2 separate regions of the Homo sapiens genome follow, and region 1 is linked to region 2. A link is a contact called in ENCODE POLR2A ChIA-PET data. All regions are on one chromosome and are shown on one strand. The core of a region is the stretch at or near the end of the contact, and the rest is flanking DNA. Distances in the headings are between cores, read along the strand shown.

The links. ChIA-PET counts read pairs that join two places held with the same protein, here RNA polymerase II (POLR2A).
Region 1: POLR2A ChIA-PET joins it to region 2 with 10 read pairs in activated CD4-positive, alpha-beta T cell. The contact joins the promoter of RCC1L here to the enhancer-like site in region 2. POLR2A ChIA-PET finds 5 or more read pairs at or near these places in 2 of 52 experiments (OCI-LY7 and activated CD4-positive, alpha-beta T cell).

What each region holds. Positions count from the first base shown.
Region 1 is chr7:75,072,455-75,076,027 of GRCh38, forward strand. It overlaps RCC1L (RCC1 like), which reads right to left and starts at 1,348. Exons shown (of 11, transcript NM_030798.5): 1 at 960-1,348. The coding sequence starts at 1,283. RefSeq lists a silencer at 1,034-1,253.
Region 2 is chr7:66,098,418-66,102,178 of GRCh38, forward strand. No RefSeq gene overlaps it. Among named protein-coding and RNA genes, the nearest start is that of CRCP, 15 kb to the right of the region's middle. RefSeq lists an enhancer at 1,788-2,349. Within about 2 kb of position 1,699, at least 38 of the 41 ENCODE cell types and tissues checked have a DNase peak (open chromatin) inside an H3K27ac peak, as active enhancers do; they include OCI-LY7, where a contact is called at or near this core.

The DNA.
Region 1 (3,573 bases), core at 98-2,597, 9.0 Mb after region 2:
AACTTGACTGCATGCTTTTCACTGACACTACACCGTTACGTACTCAGGCTATTACCATGAAAAGGAAAACTCAGTACTACAGCTACTGTGAATTTAACACAGTGACAACCCCAAGGTCTTTGTTGGGTGTTTTAACTACACTCTCATCAATCCTCCCTTCACTGACCCGATGAGAAAACCGGGGCTTCCAGTGAGGTTGGATATAGACCAAAGATGGTTTGATTTTAAAATCAATCCTCTTTCAGCCAGGCACAGTGGCTCACGCCTGTAATCCCAGCACTTTGGGAGGCCAAGGCGGGCGGATCGCTTGAGTTCAGTTCAAGACCAGTCTAGCAAACATGGCGAAACCCCATCTCTACTAAAAATACAAAAATTTGCCGGGCTAGGTGGCAGGACGATCTCTTGAGCCCAGGAGGTCGAGGCTGCAGTGAGCTATGATGACACCACTGCACTCCAGCCTGAGCGACAGAGCGAGACCCTGTCTCTAAAAAATAAATTAAAACAAAAAAATCCCCTTTCTGAGTTGTTCATTGAAACACCTCAGCTGGTATACATTTTCAATGGACTTTTGAATTTTGCTTTCCTAACATCAGAACTCCTGCAGTCACGCTGGCCTGAGTGAGAATTCCACCGCATATAAACAGCTAGCAGCGGTGGGGCCTCGGGCCTCAACCTCTCTGGGCCTCCCCTTCCTTCCCTGTAATTGGGAATAACTGTCGACTCACTGGGTGCTAAGCGAATGACACGACCCGGCACAACATCTGGCACTGCCACCCAATAAATGTTGATGGCCACCCCTAACGCCTTCCCCTCCTGGGCTTGCAGCCAGCTCGAGGGTCGTCCTGCCGGAAGTCTGTCCACCCAGAGGAGCCAACTTCTTGAAGAGAGCCGAACAGGTCGAGGGAGGCCGGGAGCGCGGAAGAGAGAGAAGGAGAGAAGGAGGAAGCCGCGGCCTGCACCTTTTGGTCCAGCTCCAGGCGATAGGGCACGGGCTGGATCCTGCGGCGCGGTCGGGCGCCGGCGCGGGGCCCGGGCCCGGAGCTGGGCACCACAAAGGAAGGCACGCCCAGCGCCCCCGAGAAGCTGAAGCCCCACACGAAGACGCGATCGGCGCGGGCAGCGCGCTCGCCCACGTACTGGACCACGGGCACCTCCGCCTCGGCTTCTGCCGCTTCGCGCCGGCTCCGGGAGCGCCCGGCCGCCGTCCAGTGCCCTCGCCCCAGCCCCGGCCCGCTCAGCCGCCGCCCCAGCCGAGCCCCAGCCACCAACGCCACCAGCGCCATCCTCCGTTCCGCGCCTCAGCAGCCTCTGGGCGCCGCCATCTTGCGTGACCCTTAACACCAGTCCTCGCCGGAAGAGGCTACGGCCACTTTTACTCCTGGTTGAAGGCAAAGGCGCTGACGGCAGCCCAAGGCTCAGGGAGGCGTGGCGTGGCGATGGTGAGGGGCGGGGTTAGGGGCGGGATTAGGATTCTTGTCCCTTAGCGAAACTGCGTGTCCTGTTTTGCTCCCTTGCTATTGCCCCGCGACATTTCTTACCTGGCCTTGCTGCAGCCGTCTCCGCTCCGGTCTGCTCCCACGCCGCCCCAGGCCGTCCTCCAGCGACAGCGAGCTGGAGTGGACGATTCCCTGCTGCCTTCGCATCCCCTGCCCAGGTCCCCTCAAACCTATCGACAGGCTCACTGCAACCTCCCCCTCCTGGGTTCAAGTGACTCTCGTGTCTCAGCCTCCCGAGTAGCTGGGACCACAGGCGTACGCCACCACGCCCGGCTAATTTTTGTATTTTTAGTAGAGACAGGGTTTCACGATGTTGGCCAGGTTGGTTTTGAACTCCTGACCTCCAGTGATCCACCCACCTCGGCCTCCCAAAGTGCTGGGATTACAGGCATAAGCCACCGCCCCCAGCCTGTGCAGGCCTGTTTTATGGAAGATGACTGGGGAAAACCCACTAATAAAATGTGGTGACCACAAGACTGCTCATGGAAAGCCTCTTACTACAGGGAGTAAAATTCATGAAGGCACTGAAACCACCAGTCTCCCGGGCTATGAAATGTATTCTCTGCGGCGGACCCAGTCTTCCAGCACTTTGGAAGACAAAGGTGGGAGAATCACTTGAGAGTTCGAGACCAGCCTGGGCAAATAGTGGGACCCTTTCTCTACAAAAAAATTTAAAAATTAGCTCGGCGTGATGGTGTGCACCTGTGGTGCCAGCTACTTAGGAGACTGAGGCAGGTGGATGGCTTAAGCCCAGGAGTTCGAGGCTGCAGTGAGCCATGATTGCACCACTGCACTCCAGCCAGGACAGCAGAGTGAGACCCTGTCTCTGAAAAAAAAAAAAATTAAATTAAATGTAAATATAAAAGTAAAAATAAATGTGTCTATGGACCCGCCTGGTAGTAAGTTCCCTGCCACCATTTGGGATAGATAAACTTAGCCATTCACATCGGTCCCCTTACCCTGTCTCGACCCAGCCAGTATTCAATCAGAACACACACTGTTTGCCACATGGAATTGTAGATGCTAGTGCCACCTTCAAAGATGTAAAAGATTCAGAGGGGTGGTGATTCCTATCCAATGGGTAGCTCCCCATTGAGTTCACCTGTTTGGCTCCTAAAAAAACTGATGGATTGGCCAGGCATAGTGGCTCACACCTGTAATCCCAGCATTTTGGGAGGGCAAGGCAGGCACATCACGAGGTCAAGAGATGGAGACCATCCTGGCCAACATAGTAAAACCCCATTTCTACTGAAAATACAAAAATTAGCTGGGCGTGGTGGAACGCACTGTAGTCTCAGCTACTTGGGAGGCTGAGGCAGGAGAATAGCTTGAACCCGGGAGGCGGAGGTTGCAGTGAGCCGAGATCGCACCACTGCACTCCAGCCTGGCGACAGAGCGAGGCTCCGTCTCAAAAAATAAAAAAAGATGGACTGTGGTAGGGGACAGGGGACCACCATACATTTAGGCAAGTGCATGGTCCAACTCATAGCTGCTGTGTCAAGCGTGCCGTCTGTTTTTTTGTTCGTTTGTTTGTTTTTTGAGACAGAGTCTCAGTCTATCACCCAGGCTTGAGTACGGTGACATGATCTCGACTCACTGCAACCTCCGCCTCCTGGGTTCAAGCAATTCTCCTGCCTCAGCCTCCCAAGTAGTTGGGATTACAGGCGTGCACAACCACACCCGGTTAATTTTTTGTATTTTTAGTAGAGACGGAATTTCACCATGGTGGCCATGACTGGTCCCCAACTCCTGACCTCAGGTGATCTGCCCGCCTCCACCTCCCAAAGTGCTGAGATTACAGGCCTGAGCCACCGCGCCCAGCCATGGCATCTGTTTTACCAGAAGAGATCAACACACCCTCTGAAACATGATACAGGACACTGATCTGGTGAGTGGGTTCTTTTCAATCCCTAACAGAAAAGAGGACCAAAAACAGTTTGCCTCTGCGTGAAGGAAAGCATTACTCATGAACTCTCCCACTGTCTCACTCCCGACACCACCCACATTAAGTATCTGTTACAAGACCTTGTCTCCAGCCGGGCGCGGTGGCTCATGCCTGTAATCCCAGCACTTTGGA
Region 2 (3,761 bases), core at 449-2,948:
GCACTTTGGGAGGCCGAGGCAGGTGGATCACCTGAGGTCAGGAGTTCGAGACCAGCCTGGCCAACATGGTGAAACCCTATCTCTACTAAAAATACAAAAATTAGCCGGGTGTGGTGGCGGGAGCCTGTAGTCCCAGCTACTTGGGAAGCTGAGGCAGGAGACTTGCTTGAACCCGGGAGGCAGAGGTTGCAGTGAGCTGAGATCATGCCACTGCACTCCAGCCTGGGTGACAGAGGGAGACTCTGTCTAAAAATAAATGAATAAGTAAGTAAATAAATAAATAAATACATACATAAGAAAGAAGGAGGAGTGGGGGGGGGAGGAGGAGGAGGAGGAACGGGAGGAAACAGCCAGGCCGTGGCTCATGCCTGTAAAGGAGGAAGAGGAGGAGGAAGAAACAGCCAGGCACAGTGGCTCAAGCCTGTAAAGGAGGAGGAGGAAACAGCCAGGTGTGGTGGCTCATGCCTGTTAAAGGAGGAGGAGGAGGAGAAGGAAGAGGAGGAGGAGGAGGAGGAAGAAACAGCCAGGAGCAGTGGAGGAGCAGGAGATGGAGGAGGAGGAGGAAGAAGAGGAGGAGGAGAAAGAAGAGGAGGTGGAGGAGGAGGAGTGGAGGAGAGGAGAGGAGGAGAGGAGGAGGAGAGGAGGAGGAGGAGAGGAGGCGGAGAGGAGAGGAGGAGGAGAGGAGGAGGAGAGGAGGAGGAGGGGAGGAGGAGGAGAGGAGAGGAGGAGGGGAGGAGAAGGAGGGGAGGAGAAGGAGCGGAGGAGGAGGGGAGTAGAAGGAGTGGAGGAGAGGAGGCGGAGAGGAGAGGAGGAGAGGAGGCGGAGAGGAGAGGAGGAGGAGAGGAGGAGGAGAGGAGGAGGAGGGGAGGAGGAGGAGGGGAGGAGAAGGAGCGGAGGAGGAGGGGAGTAGAAGGAGGGGAGGAGGAGGGGAGGAGGAGGGGAGGAGGAGGAGGGGAGGAGGAGGAGAGAAGGAGAGGAGAAGGAGGGGAGGAGGAGGAGAGGAGGAGAGGGGGAGGAGGAGAGGAGGAGGAGGGGAGGAGGAGGAGAGGAGGAGGAGAAGGAGGTGGAGGAGGAGGAGAAGGAGGTGGAGGAGGAGGAGGTGGAGAAGGAGGTGGAAGAGGAGGAAAGGAAGAAGGGAGGAGGAGGAAAGGAGGGGGAGGAGGGAGGGGGAGAAGAGGAGGAGGGGGAGAAGGAGGAGAGGGAGGAGGAGAAGGAAACGGCGAGGCTTGGTGGCTTACACCTGTAGAGGAGGAGTAGGAGGAAGAAACAGCCAGGCTCCCTGGCTCAGGTCTGTAAAGGAGGAGGAGAATGAGGAGGAGGAGGAGAAGGAAGAAACAGCCAGGCCTGGTGGCTCTCACACCTGTAAAGGAAGAGGAAGAGGAGGAGGAGCAGGAGGAAACAGCCAGGCGTGGTGGCTCACGCCTGTAAAGGAGAAAGAGGAGGAAGAAACAGCCAGGCACAGTGGCTCAAGCCTGCAAAGGAGGAGGAGGAAACAGCCAGTTGCAGTGGCTCACGCCTGTAGAGGAGGAGGAGGAGACAGCCAGGCACAGTGGCTCATGCCTGTAAAGGAGGAGGAGGAGGAGCAGGAGGAAGAAGAAACAGCCAGGAAGGGTGGCTCATGCCGGTAAAGGAGGAGAAGGAAGAGGAGGAGGAGGAGGAAACAGCCAGGCGAGGTGGCTCACGACTGTAAAGGACGAGGAGGAGGAGGAAGAGGGAGAAACAGCCAGGTGTGGTGGCGCAGCCTGTAAAGGAGGAGGAGGAGGAAACAGCCAGGCGAGGTGGCTTACGCCTGTAAAGGAGGAGGAGGAGGAGGAGGAGGAGGAAAAAACAGCCAAGCGCAGTGGCTCATGCCTGTAAAGGAGGAGGAGGAGAAGGAAACTACATGGATTGGTGGCTCAGGCCTGTAAAGGAGGAGGGGAGGGGAGGGGGGAGGAGGAGAAGGAAGAGACGGAAACTGCCAGGCACGGTGGCTCATGCCTGTAATCCCAGCAATTTGGGGGGCAGCAGTAAGGAGGAAGGAAGGAGGAGGAAAAAGAATGAGGAGGAGGAAAGAGGGAGGAAGAAAAAGAAACAGCCAAGCGGGCTTGGTGGCTCATACCCATACTCCCAGCTACTCCAGAGGCTGAGGCAGAAGAAACGCTTGAACCTGGGAGGCGGAGGTTGCAGTTAGCTGAGATCGGGCTACTGCACTCCAGCCTGGGCGACAGAGTGAGACTCCATCTCAAAAAAAAAAAAAAGAGCCAGGTGCAGTGGCTCACGCCTGTAATCCATCTATTTGGGAGGCTGAGGCGGGAAGATTGCTAGAAACCCAGGCGTTTGAGACCAGCCTGACCAACATAGTGAGACCCTGTTTTTACAAAAATAAAAATTTAAAAAAAAATTAAAAATTAGCCAGGAATGGTGGCACAAACCAGTCATCCCAGCTACTCAGAAGGCTGAGGCAAGAGGATCACTTGAGCCCAGGCGGTCAAGGCTGCAGTGAGCTATGGTCAAACCACTGCACTTGAGCCTGGGCAATGGAGTAAGACTCTGTCTCAAAAAAATAGTAATAAAGTTTGAAATACAATAAGAATTACCGAAATGTGACACAAAGACAGCGAATGAACACATGCTGTTGGAAAAACGGCACCAATACGCTACCTCAACACAGGGTTGCCACAATCCTCTAGTATGTTAAAAAATGGGCCACGCATGGTGACTCACGCCTGTAACTCCAGCACTTTGGGAGGCTGAGATGGGAGGATTGCTTGATGCCAGGAGTTCGAAACCAGCCTGGTCAACATAGCGAGACCCCCCCCCATCTAAATTGTTTTAAATATTATTATTATTATCTTTTTTTTTTGAGACAGAGTCTTGTTCTGTCGCTCAGGCTGGAGTGCAGTGGCACAATCTCAGCTCACTGCAAGCTCCGCCTCCTGGGTTCACGCCATTCTCCTGCCTCAGCCTCCCGAGTAGCTGGGACTACAGGTGCCCGCCACCACGCCCGGCTAATTTTTTTGTATTTTTAGTATATATGGGGTTTCACCGTGTTAGCCAGGATGGTCTCGATCTCCTGACCTTGTGATCCGCCCACCTCAGTCTCCCAAAGTGCTGGGATTACAGGCTTGAGCCACTGCGCCCGGCCTATTTATATTTTTAAATTTAAAAAATGTTAAGGAATGCAATATCTCTGAAGCACAATAAAGTGAAGTAAAAAAAAAAAAATGAGGCCAGGCACAGTGGCTCACACCTGTCATCCCAGCACTCTGGGAGGCCAAGGTGGGTGGGTAGCCTGAGATCAGGAGTTCGAGACCAGCCTGGCCAAACATGGTGAAACCCCATTTCTACTAAAAATTCAAAAATTAGAAGGGCATGTTGGTGCATGCCTGTAGTCCCAGCTACTCTGGAGGGTGAGGCAGGAGGATCTGTTGAGCCCCAGAGTTTGAGGCTTCATTGAGAGTTCTCATCATGTCACTGTACTCCAGCATAGCTGACAGAGTGAGACCCTACCTAAGAAAAAACTTATAAAATGGTGTATTAAGCCTGGGCTCGGTGGCTCATGCCTCTAATCCCAGTACTTTGGGAGGCCAAGGCGGGCGGATCACGAGGTCAGGAGTTCAAGACCAGCCTTGCCAACATGGTGAAACACTGTCTCTACTAAAAATAGAAAAATTAGCCAGGCATGGTGGTGCACGCCTGTAATTGCCACAGCCATCTCAACCTTCAGGAACCACTACCCTGATCAGTCAGCAGCCACCAACATCGAGGCAAGACCCTCCACT